Linked DNA regions of Homo sapiens: region 2 is linked to region 1. The links are chromatin loops, found by intact Hi-C in ENCODE. Cell type or tissue: IMR-90. All regions are shown on one strand.

What was found. Peaks named below come from ENCODE experiments on the same cell type or tissue, not always from the same donor. Only the 100,000 strongest peaks of a DNase experiment are listed, where the experiment ranks them.
Region 2: it touches region 1 in a loop (2.0-fold over the local background); 2 of 110 quality-filtered maps call a loop at or near these places.

The regions. Positions count from the first base shown.
Region 1 is chr5:156,197,500-156,205,499 of GRCh38, reverse strand. It overlaps a transcript of SGCD not described here. Among named protein-coding and RNA genes, the nearest start is that of SGCD, 130 kb to the left of the region's middle. RefSeq lists a silencer at 3,469-3,631. In IMR-90, no CTCF peak of the experiment used is centred here; DNase peaks (open chromatin) are centred at 3,239 and 3,569; H3K4me3 peaks cover 419 bases; H3K27ac peaks cover 722 bases.
Region 2 is chr5:156,311,921-156,319,920 of GRCh38, reverse strand. All of the region lies in intron 2 of LOC124901120 (a long non-coding RNA gene), which reads left to right. It also overlaps a transcript of SGCD not described here. Among named protein-coding and RNA genes, the nearest start is that of SGCD, 11 kb to the left of the region's middle. In IMR-90, no CTCF peak of the experiment used is centred here; no DNase peak of the experiment used is centred here.

The DNA.
Region 1 (8,000 bases):
TGACAGCCTGTATGATTGTCTTTCAAAATCTGCAACAATCTAGCTTAATTCAACCTTTCTAAGCTTCTCTTCTACTATTCTTCAGCATAAACATTGCCTTTTATTAGTCTTATCTACTCATTGTGTCTCGTAATTCTTCATTTATTTGCCATTGTTTGTGCTACTATTTTATGTCAACTGTAACCTGTATTAGTTTGTTTCTGCAGCTTCCAACAAAAGAATCTTAACTCTTACCAGCCTACCCATAAAAGCAATTTAATGCAGGATCATGGAGTATCCCTGAAAACTCAAGGCTTTCAGAAAGAAAGTGACCAGATAAGCAGAGGAAGTCTGGGTGTCTGGAAGTTCTGAAGTCTGTTTTGGGAATGCACCATGAGCTTTTGATTTACCTCCCACTCTGATGGAGGAAGGGCAGTTTACCACAGTAAAAATCTATATGCTATTATAGAAAAACAGCAAAACAGCAATTGATATTGTTCAGGTGAAAATAATATATGTCCATCTCATTGCTAATATCTCAAGATTCAACATCTCTGTGCCTTCTGTGACAATTTCTCTGGTCTTTTGAGATCACGGTTGTAGCAATACCTGTATTCCTACATTACTCATTGTCAGATAACACAGTGGAGAAAAGTTTACACTCGAATTATAAGCCTCTGCCACTTATTTTTAAGTAGCTACTTACGACTTACATCTTGCTATTTCATTGTGATCTTGCCTCTCCAATTGTGAAGATAAAGAAAAACACAAACCAGTTTGTTTAATACCAGTTACATAATGTGCCCCATATGAGCAGCTATATAACTATATTTATTCCTCACAACAATTTCATGAGATACTGTTATCACCCCTTTCTCTCAGATGAAGAAAGTGAGGCTGAGAAGGGTGACATAACTTGCCAAGATCCCATACGCTGACACGTATATGCCTACATCATTCATTTGGCATGTAATCATGTAGTATCAATCAAAAAATCACTCTAGTTCACATGATATTGTGTGTGTGTGTGTGTGTGTGTGTGTGTGTATGAGTGTGTTGGCTAAACTAGTTAAACTGTGACATCTTTCACTAGGATACCTTATATATATATTTGTATCACCCACCATACTTAGCATATAACAATATACACACCGCAAGCCCTCAAGAAATGATGTGAATTAATTATATCTGATTCACATGAGCTACAAAGTCACCACCATAACCATCATTTTGGAGTATTATTCTTACTACATAACAAAAAGCTCTGTGCTGGCCACCCCATAAGGGAGAAAATTTCCTCACTCTTAAGCTTGTTTTTCTTCTGGAGCTGCAGGTCCAGTAACACTTGTTGAGGAGTAAGTCAGGAAAAGAAACAAAACACTAAATGGGATGACACCTTCCACAACCACACTCTTGGCTTTTATGGGTATCTCTAATAACCATCAATGTAGTTATGAATTTAAACAATATTTCTAGTCTTAAGCAATATGGAAGCCACTGGAATATAAGTTTGATGAGAACTTGGACTTAAACACTAAATAATATTTAGCACATGATACATATGCAATAAATATTCACTGGATTAAGATCTCAATATATTTTCCAACTTGGAAAAATTTCTATTCCCAGTCATACAAACTCAATCATTGGTTTTAAAAAATTACCTCCTCATGTTTATGCTATGTCATAGTACTGGATGGAGCACTGCCTAGATCCTGAATATCTGGGTCCTGTTTTCTCCACTGCCGCTAATTAACTGTAATATTGGACAAGTTATTTCAGCAGTTGGCCTTTTCAGAGTCTTAATGGATGAAAAGAAAGCTCATTTCCAGCTAGAAGTCTCCAGGAACTGTCTATAAATTATTTTGAGGGACTTTACAAATCAGACACGAATACAGATGATGATCCATCTTTATTTCCATAGTATAAAGCACAGTGTCAGGAACATAGTAATACAGTTCAGTAAATGTGGGATGAAAGAATAAATGAATAAGTGGTCGGGACATACAATCATTAAATACCTTTATAATTCTAAGAATATGTAATGATATAGCCATGCAAGCAATCAAGTACATGTCTCAAAACCTATCCTTTGATGCCACTATTCATCAATCTCAAATATCGAACTACATAGGAACAATGCCTTTGTAGTTTGTTATTTGCGCAGTCAATAGAAAATACTGTTATGTTGTGGTCTTCATTCTTATGGTGATCTTGAAGAATTTAAATTGTAAGTCCCTACAATCTAGGTTTAATATCCAAATAGTTAAAGATTTGCAAAAAGAGGATACAGATATAACATAATTGAACAAATGATACAGAAAATGCCACAGCAAATAGAGGCACTAATGAAAAGTACATGTGGATTTGCATTCCAAATTATAGAGTATAGTTTCCCCACATGGCTTCTATAAAACACTAATTCTGGGATATTCTTAATTTAAAAAGTTTTATGATTAAAATCTTTGGGATATGATGCATCCTTTCAAATCTGACAGAGTCTCAAGGCATGTAAGTATATCAAAGCTTTAATAATTCTTACTTTGTTAAAACCTGTATTTCTCAAACTTGCTTGCCTATGAAAATTCAATTTTTGTAGAAAATTAAAACCTTTACAATCAGCCTTACCTAGAATTCACTTTGGGAAACACTGTTATGTCACAAGAGGCATACAGAAACAGGGTACCTCCCTGTCCATGCCCAACTGCATTAACTCCAATCAGGTTTAAACTGCAGTCTTTTTAATTGAAAAAAAAAAAAAAAAAAAGGAACCTCTGCTACTCCACTGCGTTTTCATGAACACACTGAGTACTCTCCATTGTGCCTTGATTCTGACACCCCTGTGAGACCCTACATGAAGCAGTCAGTTGATCTACATCTTCAAAACCTGGGAGCTGTCACCTTATTTGGAACCAATAACTTTTCTCTAAATGAAATGCTTTAGAAGAGACTTTGACTGTCTCTTCCAGTATGAATGCTTCTCTATGGCCTTAGTTTCTTTGATCATTGAGGGTCAAGAAATCTCAGTGCTAAAAACAAACTATAACAACTGCAAGGCTTATCATTAGCCTAACACCTCTTTCAATAATCTCACAGGCCGTAGTGAAGCTCAGACCCATTTAATCAGAGGCCATATAAGCAACATCAGAATCATGGCCAAATTTAAAATTGTAAAACAGTCTGGCTTCTATTCATTCACTGAGTAAGTATTTATGTAAAGCCTACTATTACATACTGTGAATTACACTGAGAACATTGCTAAATTCTGATGAGTCAAAGAATAATAATCCAGTTTAAGGAAACCATCCAGGAGGAGTTAAGTGGTGAGTGGGGCCACAATCAATGGAGAGATCACTTTAACGGCAAAGGCCAAGAAAGAACCCCCTGTGGGTTATCTTCCCTCCAACAAAGAGGCAACCAGAGTATTAGAAATGTTTTCAATGAGAGTTCTGGGAATGACTTAATCTAAACCTGAATACTCATTCGCAATTCAACAACAACAACAACGTGAAACTCTTTTGCTGAGCAGACCAGAAAGCTGTTTTGGAAGTCAGGACCACTCAGGGAGCTGCTCAGATGGCTGCTCTCCTGTGGCCTCATTAGCTGACTCACAAGGTACACACTGGAGCTGTGCCCTAGATTCCCACACACCAACTCTGACATTTATAAAGCACTTTCAGTCCTGACAAGATCAAAAACTCAGCATTCTTTCAAATGTCATAATAACTCCAAAATATCCCTGGCTCGAGCTGAGAAAACTGAAAGTGATAAAGCACTTATTAGATTAAAAAAAAAAAAACTAGGGAATTATGGGCTTGTCCTCTTCCCTCCTGCAGCATGAGGCATTCATTCGATTTTAATTTGATTTTAGTAACACATTTTCCCCTTAGGAAACACTCATTGCTTTACCTCCTAGACTGGACTCATTTGCAATGTCCATGGTCCTATGATGTTGGCAAATTTGCCATAAACTGGTTTCTCTGTTAAACCGTGGGCCTCCAACCAAAACCTCCTATGGTTACACTTTAATGTCAACGTAAGACATCTTGACATTGTGTTATGATGGCAGCTTTGCTCATTGCTACAGTGGGAGTGAAGAAAGATGTCAGCATGTTTACTGAAAGCATGTTCTGGGCTACAGCTTGCACAAAGATGATACTTTCTGTTCCTCAGTTTTTCAAAATATCAAACATACTGTTTTAAAAATAACAGTGATATATGTCATTGTGTACTTGAGTGTCATGCTCCATTATACCATTTTATTTACTTTTTTATTGTGTTAAAAACCTACATAGCATTAAATTTACTGTTTTATGTACACAGTTCAGTAGCGTTAAATGTATTCACATTGTTGTGCAACAGATCTTTGGAACTTTTTATTTTGCAAAGTTGAAACTCTACGCCCATCAATCAATAATTCCTTCTCCCTGCCTCAGCCCTCAGCAATCATCTTTCTACTTTCTATGATTCTGACTATTTTAGATATTTCATGTCTAAATGGAATCATGCAGTACTTTTTTGTCCTTTTGTGATTGGCTTATTTTGCTTAGCATAATGTCCTCGACGTTCATCCATATTACAACACATGTAAGAGGATGTCCTTCCTGTTTTAAAGCTGCATAATATTCCACTGTATGTCTCTACTGCATTTTGCTTATCTATTCATCTGTCGATGGACATCTGGGTTGCTTTCACGTATCAGCTATTGTGAATAAAACTACAAAGAACATAGGTGTGTGAATATGTCTTTGAGATTCTGCTTTGAATTCTTTGCGATATATACTCAGAAGTGGGATTGCTGAATCATAACATGGTAATTAAATATTTGGCTTTTTGAGGAGCCTCCATACTAGTTTGCATAATGGGTTCCAATTTCTCTTGTTGCCTGTGCTTTGGGTTTCATATTTAAGAAATCATTGCCAATTCCAATGTCCTGAACATTTTCTGCCATGTTTTCTTCTGAGAGGTTTATAGTTTTACATTTTTAATGTAGGTCTTCAATTGATTTTGAGTTAATTTTTAAATGCTATAAGGTAATGGTGACTTCATTCTTTTCCATGTGTATATCCAGTTTTCCCAGCATCATCTATCGAAGAGACTGTGCTTTCCCCTTCGTGTAGTCTTGGCACACTTGTCAAAAATTATTTGCCCATATATGCAAAGGTTCATATCCAGTCTCTCTATTCTGTTCCATTTGTCTATGTATCTGTCTTTATGCCAGTACCACAACATCTTGATTACTGCTGTTTTGCAGTATGTATTGAAGCAAGGAAGAGAAGGTCCTCTACCTCTGTTCTTTTTCTAGATTGTTTTGGCTATTCAGGGTCCCTTGAGATTTCATATATATTTTATGATGTTTTCTCTCTTTCTGCAAAAAATTCCACTGGAATTGTGATAGAGATTGGACTGAGTCCACGGATCACTTTGTGTAGTATGAGCATTTTAACAATATTAAGTCTTCCAAGCTATAAGTATGAGAAATATATTTATTTGTGTCTTTGATTTCTTCTACATCACACTATGTTAACAGGGCCTTTAGTAGATTCCTAGAACATTAAAAGTAAAAGAAAATTTGTAGGTGATATACTCCTAACCTGAGGCCCAGTGACCTAAAGTCCATGAGGCCCTAAGAGTGGACACAACTTTTTAAATATACAGCTTCTCTGGGTGGGTGGCAAGATCTACAGAATTTATTAGTTGATGAGTCATTTATTTATTCAGCAATAAAGCACCAAATACATGTCTGACACTGGAAATGCTGCAGCAAAATTGAGAGAAAAGCCTGCCTCCGTGAAGTTTATAGATTTTTGGTGAGTGAATGATCTATAAACACTCAAAATTATTGCTAATCTAATGCCATTATTTTAAAAAGGAAGGAATCAAGGCAAGAAGAAGTAGTTTGCCAAAGCAGAGAAAGCCAAAAGATGGAAGTCTGACTTGGAGTAGGGAGTCTCCAAACGCCTATCTCAGTGTCCCTTTTTCCTTCTTCTGTACTGCTTCTACTACCATTACTAACAATGGAGTTTGAGGTTGGTGAGACAGCAACCTGCCTTTTAAGTCCCATTTCCTGAGAGGCAAGTATGTGTAGGGCACTATGTAAAGGGCCTTGCATGCCTGATTGAATTTATTATTTCCCAATTCTGTGAAGAAGACATTATTTTTGTTCTTTAGTTGAAAATTGTCAGATGCCTGATTTGGGGCCAATAGCCAAAGCAAATAAGTCAATGACCTCTTTGGGCATCAACTTGCTGCTGTTATGTAGAAGTGATTAGACTAGCTGAGGAAAAGCAAGATAGCTTTATTTGAACTCTTGATTCACTGAAATGGCTCTAAAGCTAAGTGTTGAGAAATCTTTAAAGACCATGTACAGACTCTACAGGCAGAAGGTTCAGATTCATGATGTTTTCTTCACTGAGGTGCGAAGGTATGTGTGTAGGTGTGTGTATCTACATGTGTTTAGGGCTAGAGTTTTGCATATATGACCTTATTTCTTCATGTCGAATAGATAATTATTCAAATACCATTGAGCTGGGTGTGTTGGCATGCACCTATATCCCAGCTACTTGGGAGGCTAAGGTGAGTGGATCACTTTAGCCCATGAGTTTGAATCCAACCAAGGCAACATAGCAAGATTCCATTTCTAAAATCAAATAATAATAATAATAAAATAAAAACCACCATTGGCTGGAAAGTCCTGACTCTAAACACATCTATTATACTAAATGTGTCTCAAGTCCCTGAAATTTGAAGCACAGGAGACAACTCTGCCACACTTCAAATAAAGAAGGATGTTGTGAGAGATTTCCTGGCACTGTCCATATCAATCCAAGTAAGAAATTCTGTAGCATTCAATTTAATAACCAACTAAGGGAAAAACTATTCTTTCACATGGAGGACCATGGTCCACACAGAGCCATTTTTAAGAGTGCTAGAGTAAAGGGCAAAGAGTGAGGATGTTGAAGTCAGGCTAAATACAAATCCCAGTCCAACTACTCGCTCACTAAGTTACCAACCACTCTATGCCTCAGATTCCTTCTCTACACAGCAGGGACTATAACAGTGCCTATTTCATAAGACTATTGGGATAATTAAGTGAATTAATAAAGGCAGAGTACCTAGCATGGTGTCTCTCAATCCAAGTGCTCGGTAAATTATTATTACTAAATGAAAGGAAAACACATTATTTTTATTTCCTATGTGAACATAACAATCATCGATACAGCATATTTGCAAGGCCAAGTTTTTACTTGGACTTGCTCCAAGAACTCCTAGACTTCTTATCTAGGTCTGCACCTGCCCTTACTGGAAAAGATCTTTTTTTAATGTCTCCTTTGTTTCTTCTAGACATACATAGTGTCCTAAGAAAGATAGAAAGAATAAACACAGTTCAGAGGCAGAAAAGAACAGATAGATGGCTCAACATTAGAAATATCTAACTGAATTTTAAAGTTCGCACTATATTTACAAAGGGAATAAGATGAAGAGGAGCAGAGAGGAACTTAGAAATGTTAGGAGGCTAAGAAGTGAGAGCCAACATATTTGGGGTTAGAAAACAGGATAACCCCGGCTTCCTCCCTCCTCTATGCTAATTACGTAAGTAGGTGAGGGGATACGTATGTTAATAAGCATAGTTTAATCATTCCATATGTACATAAATATCAAAACATCACATTGTACCCCATAAATATATACCATTATTTGTCAATTAAAACATATTTTTAATTGACAATAGGAAAAGGTAATAAATAGGACAAAATAATGAATCAAAGAGAAAGAATTTGGGAGAGATAAAAATCAGCATGCCCAAGTAAATAGGCAAAAAAATCACATGTAATTAAGATTTGTAAGCAAGAGAACAAATATAAGCCACAATTTCTGATGACTCTTGGCTTATTAATTGAACAATATGGTGCTTCATCCTCTTGCTTGGCTGTTAATTATTTTCTACTCTCCCTTTGTTATTAATCACTTTTACTTCTCTGGCTCTCTTTCAACCCTAATACTGTGAGCTATAAAGGCCA
Region 2 (8,000 bases), 110 kb before region 1:
GTAATTCCTGATATCCTTTCCGCAATGGATTGCAGAGAAAATAACTTTATATAATTTTAAATCTCTCAACTGGTGAGCTGTAGCGTATTCTGATGTAAAAGGAAATAATATGTCATCAAGTCCAACCTTTTCATTACTTGTATGAGACAACTGAAAACTGAAAAGAAGACGTGATATGGTCAAAATCACACAGATAGGTAATAGAGGAATTGGGCAAAAGATTCCCATTTTCTGATACCTAGCTGCCTCGTAGGGCAAAGATTGTGATTCTAGGAGATGATTCACTGTATCACCTCTTCACTCACTATGGGAAATTACTGCTGGGGCTTCACTTCCTAAAATACAATTTGTGTTTCAAGATGCATTATCTGGTTACCTACTTCTCTCCTTACTTCTTCTTAAGCAATGAGGAAGTCCTTTTTAGCATTCCTAAGTGGTAAGTGAATAAACACTAAATGTAAATAGATAAGGCTATTAAAAAATTAAAATATGAGTCCAAAAACAGAATGTTATTCCAAGTTAAAGGCAGGCAAAAATGGTCTCATTTGCCTTTAACCCTGCACTTAACAGATCAAGTGCTCATTAAATATCTGCTGGAATGAATTGAAGAAAAACATTCCTGTATTTTCAGTGGATTGTAGGGTTTAATGGTAAGGGATTTTCCCCAAGGCTTCCAGTTTGATCAACTTCAACACAGTTTTAACATCCTGAGCCTCATCTCTCATAATTAGCAGAAACTGTTAGAAGCAACAGACTGGGCCAGTCTGGCTGAGCTGCATTATATCGTATCTTAGGATGGAGTGCTGATGTAATAGATACAAAGAAATATATTTCATGTAAAATGCACATAGGGGCTTTATTGGCATGCCCTGATTCTCCCCGCCAAAAAGCAGAAAGAAATTGACAAAAACAGAAATAAAAAGCATAAAGAGACAGATTGGCTACTTGATGAGCATATCAGACTCCAACTCAACTATGCTGGCACATCTAACGAAAGAATGTGCCATTTAAGAGGTCATCCAAGAGGCCAAATGCGGTGACTCATGCCTGTAATCCCAGCACTTTGGGAGGCCAAGGCAGGCGGATCACCTGAGGTCAGGAGTTCGAGACCAGCCTGGCCAACGTGGTGAAACCCCATTTCTACTAAAAATACAAAACTGAGCCAGGCGAGGGGGCACACAACTGTAATCCCAGCTACTCAGGATGCTGAGGCAGGAGAATCACTTGAACCCGAGAGGTAGAGGTTGCAGTGAGCCAAGATCACTCCACTTCACTCCATCCAGCCTAGGTGACAGAGTGAGACTTTGTCTCAAAAAAAAAAAAAAAAGAGGTCATTCATGGATGCATAGAAGGAATGAGAGCCATAAAAAAGTACGAAGAGTTCATTCAAGCACTGAATAAAGGAGTCTTAGCCAATGAACTCTCCTCATATTTAGTGAGTGGTTGGTCTGTTCCAGGGATTGGAGATATGATAGATACAAAACAGGGTCCTTATCCTCAAGGTACTTACAAGACTTTGTGGGGAGGACTTTCACTGTCTCTAGTACCACTGACAAAATTATACCTGTTGGGCTGACTTAGCCTGCTGCCATTAAAGAATCCTTTTTATCTAACTCTCCTTTTTCTGAGTTTAAATGCATTAATTATCCTTTTCATTATGTTCCTTCTTGTTGCATAGATCTTCTTAGAGGAAGAGAAGATTTAGCTATTCCTATGCATGTGATACTATTTCTCATGCTAAATTTAAAAATTTGTATTTCTAATTTAGACATCAATCTCATGAAGTTGGTTAATGTGTGAGTCTATCATTGAGAGATAGAACCTCTCTTGCTGAGTTGATAGAATCAGCTTTCTAAGTCTCTTCACTGAACTTGTGAAAGACATTCTGTGAGAACTCCAAGGAAAGAGACTTGCTCATAAATAACTACTATAATATCTTCAAATTCCCAGACATAGCATATAGAATAATGAATTGGCAAGGGTTTACAGTTAGATAAATGGGTCAATTCTCTACCCATGCCATTTGTCACATTTATAAGAGATCATGGGTGTTGAGCCACTTCATTCATCCTCTCTCACTAAGATCTTATCGTACATCAGTATTTTATCCTAAAGAAACACTTTAATATTCTATTATTACAAGAGCCACAGCAGTACTTGAGCTCAACGTAAAAGATGAAGTCAAACATCATTTTGTAGTGACATGATTAGTATCAACACAATTTCTGCTTTTTAAGAGCAAAATCAAAACACAGAACATTTCCACACTGAAAAACTATATTTGGGGTTTTGGAAAGATTTTTGGAGTTCACTGCATTTCAACACATCATGTGAATACTTTATGTAATTTTGAAACTATAGCCTTTTAGTTTTAACACCATTAACCTGAAGGTATTCTTAACCTTCAGTTATGGAAAACTGTGTAAGGCAAAACTTTTGAAATTGCGATCATGTTTGTGATTTGTAGAAGTTAGAATTTCTTGGCTCTAGTGTGGAATTTGGCAGTCTGGATTATTGTCTTCTTCATCAGAAGATCCTGTTATTAAACTGTCTTATCCCTGAGTTCTCCTCTGTAAAGTAGAACAGCAGCCATCTCCTATGGTTGTGCAAGGCCTTAACAAAATAATCTCAGTAAAAGTGGCTCTTATATACATAACCATACCTAACATGCATCGAGTGCTTATTGTGCTCTTACATACCAAATCTTCAAATATTAGCAGATATTACTAAATTATCTATTTTGTGAGCCACCCCATTAGTTGATATTTAAATAGATTCAGAATAGGTACGCTTTGGTAGCAAGTGTTTACACTCAAAGCCAACCAAATTCTACCCTTATTTTTGCCATTTTCCAGTGACTTAATTATCACAATTAATTCTTATGATTTAGAGGGTACATTTACAGACCAGACTCATTGTTGTAACTCTAGATAGCAAAACTATGTCATTCTAGTTTATTTCCTAAGTAAGAAAACAATGTTCAATAACAATTCTTCAATGGATCCTCTCTTAAAACTAATTGAATCCAGGCCTCTATTATCAATCATCTGGGTTGGACAATCATTTACTGTCTCTGCCTCCAATCTCCCTCATTCAGCCCTTTGACAATGTACTCTTTAATCTTTAGACAGTGTAGGTTTCACTCTTAGTTCCCATCTCTCACAGGATAAAGTCTGAACTTTCCAATATCATTTATTGAAGAGACTATCCTTTCTCCATTATGTAATCTTGGCATCTTTGTTAAAAAATAGTTGACCACACATCATACAGATGAGTTTATTCCTGGGCTCACTATTCTGTTCCATGTGGCTTATGTGTCTGTGTTTATGCAAGTATCATACTGTTTTGATTACAATATCTTTACAATATAATTTGAAATCAGGGAGTGTGCTGCCTCCAACTTTGTTCTGCTTGCTCAAGATTGTTTTAGTTATTTGAGGTCTTTTGTGATTCCTATTATTTTTGTGTTTTCCTATTCCTATAAAAAATACCATTGAAATTTTGGTAGGGATTGAATTTAATCTGTAAATTACTCTGGGTAATATGGACATTTTGACAATATTAATTCTTCCAATTTATGAACATAGGCTATTTTCTATTTAATTATGTCTTCTTCAATTTCATTCGCCAATGTTTTATAGTTTTCAGTGTATAGATATTGCACTTTCTTGGTTAAATTTATTTCTAGTTATATTTTTGATGCTAGGGAACTGTTTTTCTGATTCCTATTTTGGGAAGTTTGCTATAGTGTAGAGAAACTCATCTGATTTTTGTATGTTGACTTTGCATCCTATAACTTTATGAAATTCATTTATTAGTTCTAGCAGTTTTTTTGATGAAGTCTTCAGGGCTTTCTACGTATAAGTTAATACACTCCTCAAACAGAGACAGTTCTACTTCTTCCTTTCTGATTTGGATGACTTTTATGTTTTTTCTTCCTTAATTGCTCTGGCTAGAAAACCATATATTTGATAAGGGGTTAATATCCAAAATATTTAAGAACTCATAAAACTTGGTAAGAAAAAATCTGAATAAAAATGGGCAAAGATATGAATATTTTCCCAAAGACATACAAATGGCTAACAGGGACATGAAAACATACTCAAAGTCATTAATCATCAGGGATATCCAAACCAAAAGCACAATGAGTTATCTCACATCTGTTAGGATGGCTACTATCAAAAAGACAAAAAATATATATATGCATTGGCAAGGATGTACAGAAAAGAGAACCCTTGCATATTGCTGATGGGAAAGTAAATTGGTATGATCATTATTAAAAACAGCATGGGAATTCCTAAAAAATATATAAATAGAACTATCATATGATCCAATAAACTCACTTGTGTGTATACATCCAAAGGAAAAATCACTATCTTGAAGAGATGCTTACCCTCCCATGTTCTTTGCAGCATTATTCATAATAGTCACAAAATGAAAATGACTTGAGCATCCATCAACCAATGAGTGGTTAAAGAAAATGTGATTGATACACACAGTACAATACTGTTCAGCCTTAAAAACAAGGTAAATCCTGCTGCCATTTGTGACAACCTGGATAAATCTGAAGGATATTGTGTTAAGTGAAATAAGCCAGACACAGAAAGACAAATACTGCATGATTCTACTTATATGTGGAATCTAAAAAAAAAAAATCAGACTCAAAGTAACAGAGAGTAGAATGGTGGTTACAAGGGGGTGGTAGGTAGGGTATAAGGAGAGATATTGGTGAAAGAGTACAAATAATCCCATACAAAATGAATAGGTATTGGAGACTTAATGGACAACATGGTAACTGTAATTAATAATAATGCTTTCTGTCCTTGGAATTTGCTAAGAGAGATTTCAAGTGTACCCACCACACAAACAGAAAAAATGGTAACTATGTGAGGTAATGGCTATGTTAATTAGATTGATTGTGGTGATTATTTCTCAACATATACATACATCAAATCATTACATTGCACACTTTAAATATCTACCATATTTAATTGTCAATCATCTCAATGAAGCTAGGGGAAAAAGTAATGTAACTGAAAAAAATCCGTAGTCTTACTAATATGAATTATAAAGCACTGAATGGAATGCACCTTATGCCTCCTGTATAACTGCTGAAGGAAATAGCTGACAGGTCCCTTCTTCCACAAGACTTCTCTTCCCTCTCTTCCCTCTTTACCCAGTTCTATGTTAAGTCCTCTGCTATGTTCTCTACCAAAATCTTATGATTTTCCTTTCATACTACTTGCCATTATTTATTGTTGTCACTTAGTTTATCTGAATGTACAGCTAGACTGTCAGCTCTTGAGAACAATGCACAGTGTCTGTTCTGTTCATCTGTGTTCACCAACGCCTAGCATACTGCCTAGGCTGGAGTAGACACTATAATAATTGTTAGATGATGGAATAAAAGATGGAGAGAAGACCAGAAAACTGTACCCAAAATGATGGTATTGGTAATTATAATACTAGTAGAATAGACAGTTTAATATAATGCAATGTCTATATTATAGTTAATTTTGACTCATAAATCTTAATCTTAAATTTTGTATTTACTTTATGCCCTGCCTAAATACCTAAAGTGCTTACCAACCAATGCAGCTTACATCTAAATTTTATTATCAGGTTTAGTCTTTATAGACTAAGTTTCACAAGACAGAAAATGTTTAAACAGCTATACTGATTAGTATAGCCTCGAACATCACATCCTTAACGTTCAACTGGAATAAACCTCACCAATACAGTGACCCTCCTATAGATTTGGCCTTTTGTTTATGTTTCATTAATTTTATATTTTTGACTAAACTGGCTTTTTCCCTAAGCACTCTTTGCTCTTTATTGTGTGTAACTATAGGGATCATGAACCATCTTATCACAGATTCAATGATCATGGAATTGCAATTTCTGAAGATTTTCAGGAATTGTGGGCTAAGATTTTCAGGACGTATAAAAAGGTGATAATAGAAAAGATACCCAAATACTTAATTGAAAAAAAGTAGATGTCACGGCCTGTGCTGCATTTTTATGCATATTTTCAGGAAGCTAAAATGAACAGCATTTTTACAAATTCCAGAGTAAATTACACATTAGTAGCGAAATCTAAAATTCCAATTGTGGAGTCTACATTCAAGAAGGAATAAATTGTTAATGGCATTGACTTAATGGAGATACCTACCACTTCAGCAGACTATGATCCTAGTACCCTAAAATGTTATGAACCAACAAACTAGCCATTTAAGTAACAAACTCCTTCAGCTATTAAGACTCAGATAGCTTTACTACCTTAAATCAGATTTCCCACAGACATTCGGAGGTACTTAGATTTATTTCAGGAGACTTTACCCTTATGGATATAATGTTTTGTGGTTAGAATTGGAGAAGATGCACAGGCTGTCTTTATCAGCATAATATTTACATATAACCATAGCAGCCAACATTTACTAAGTACTCACTGTGTACTAGCTGCTTTAATGACAGTATCTCTCTTTACCTCACACACACAAAATCAAAAAATGATGTTGACAACTACTTCCAGAGAAAAAGCAGAAAAAATAAAGAAATAGAAAACAAAAAAAGGTGAGAAATCAAGTACAAATTATGTACAACTTTAAAATTCTCTTTTAAATCTGAATCTTTTAAAATTTAAGAGAAATGTCTTCACAGCTTTTAAGATGAAAGATACAGGCTTTTTTTTTACCATATGAAACTTCAAGCACTGTGAATCATTAACTCATCATTATTTGTTAAATGGATGTGATGTCAGTCAACAAATTCTCAAGGAAGACAAGAAGGCAGAGGGAAAAGAAGAAAGAGGAGGCAAATAAAAGCATGCTTAAGCCATGAGGGACAAAGCTAGATTTCCACAGTTCTGAGACAGATGGCTTAGAGAAGATGAGAGAAGAAAGAAAATCAGAAAACAAAACAAAACAAATATGGATTGAAAGAGAAGTACTGTCAAGGGCTTTGTAAACAAATTAAGCTCAAAGTTAGTTAAAAAATAAACGAATAGTCATCTATCCAGTGTCTGTAAGAAATAGGGAGCTGAGACAATTTTCTTATGGGGCTGGTTAAGTGAGTGCAGTGAGTAAGATAATGATCCTAATTCCAACTAATTTTCTTAAGAGCTAACACTTCACCTGGAACCATGTTAAATGCTTTTCATGTATTACTTAATCTTTATAAAAATTCTACGAGTTAGGAGTTAGAATTATCCCCATTTTATAAATGAGGAAACTGAGGTACAGAGAGGTTACATAGCTGCCCCAAATCACATAGTGGAATAGTGGGTAAGAGATAAAGATGGGATCCAACTCAAGCCTGTCTGATGATAAAGTCTGTGTCCTTAATTGCTATGCTAAACTGCTTCTCATTGCTATTAATGAATATGCAATTGAAGCAGAGTGGTGTCATGATTTAATATTTTATATGAGTAATAGACTAATGTAATTTTAATAGCACTTTGTAATTTATAAAATGTATTCACACACACAGTGTTTCACTTGGGTTTTAGAATCCCTATGTGGTAGCTAAGGATTACCTTTTTCTAAGTATATCAGTAAAGAAATTTATGTTCAAGGAAGTGACATTCAAGGTCACAAAATAAATGTCAGTATGGTAGAAGGGAAAAAGCTGGATCTATGTATCTGAGAACTGTGGCCCTGCCACTCAATAAATAAATGTTTTGGGACCAAAAAATTTCCTTTCTGACTAGTGTCTACACCTGAAAAATGGAGACAGAATTCTAACTTCTCAGAGTCTTTGTGAGAATAAAACCACCTAACCTACATGAGTACCTTTGGTACGTGTAGGCATGCAACAAGTGCAAATTTCCTTTGCCTTCCTGTGATACTGGGTATCTCAGAAACAGCCCTGGAATAGGGGTCAGAAGATCTGTTTTCTTTTCCTACTCATGCCCTTAGCTAGCTATGGCATGGAACTGTTACTTTACATTCATTTGTAACTATAGGTCAATACACTGGCTCTCAAGAAAAAAATAAAAAATA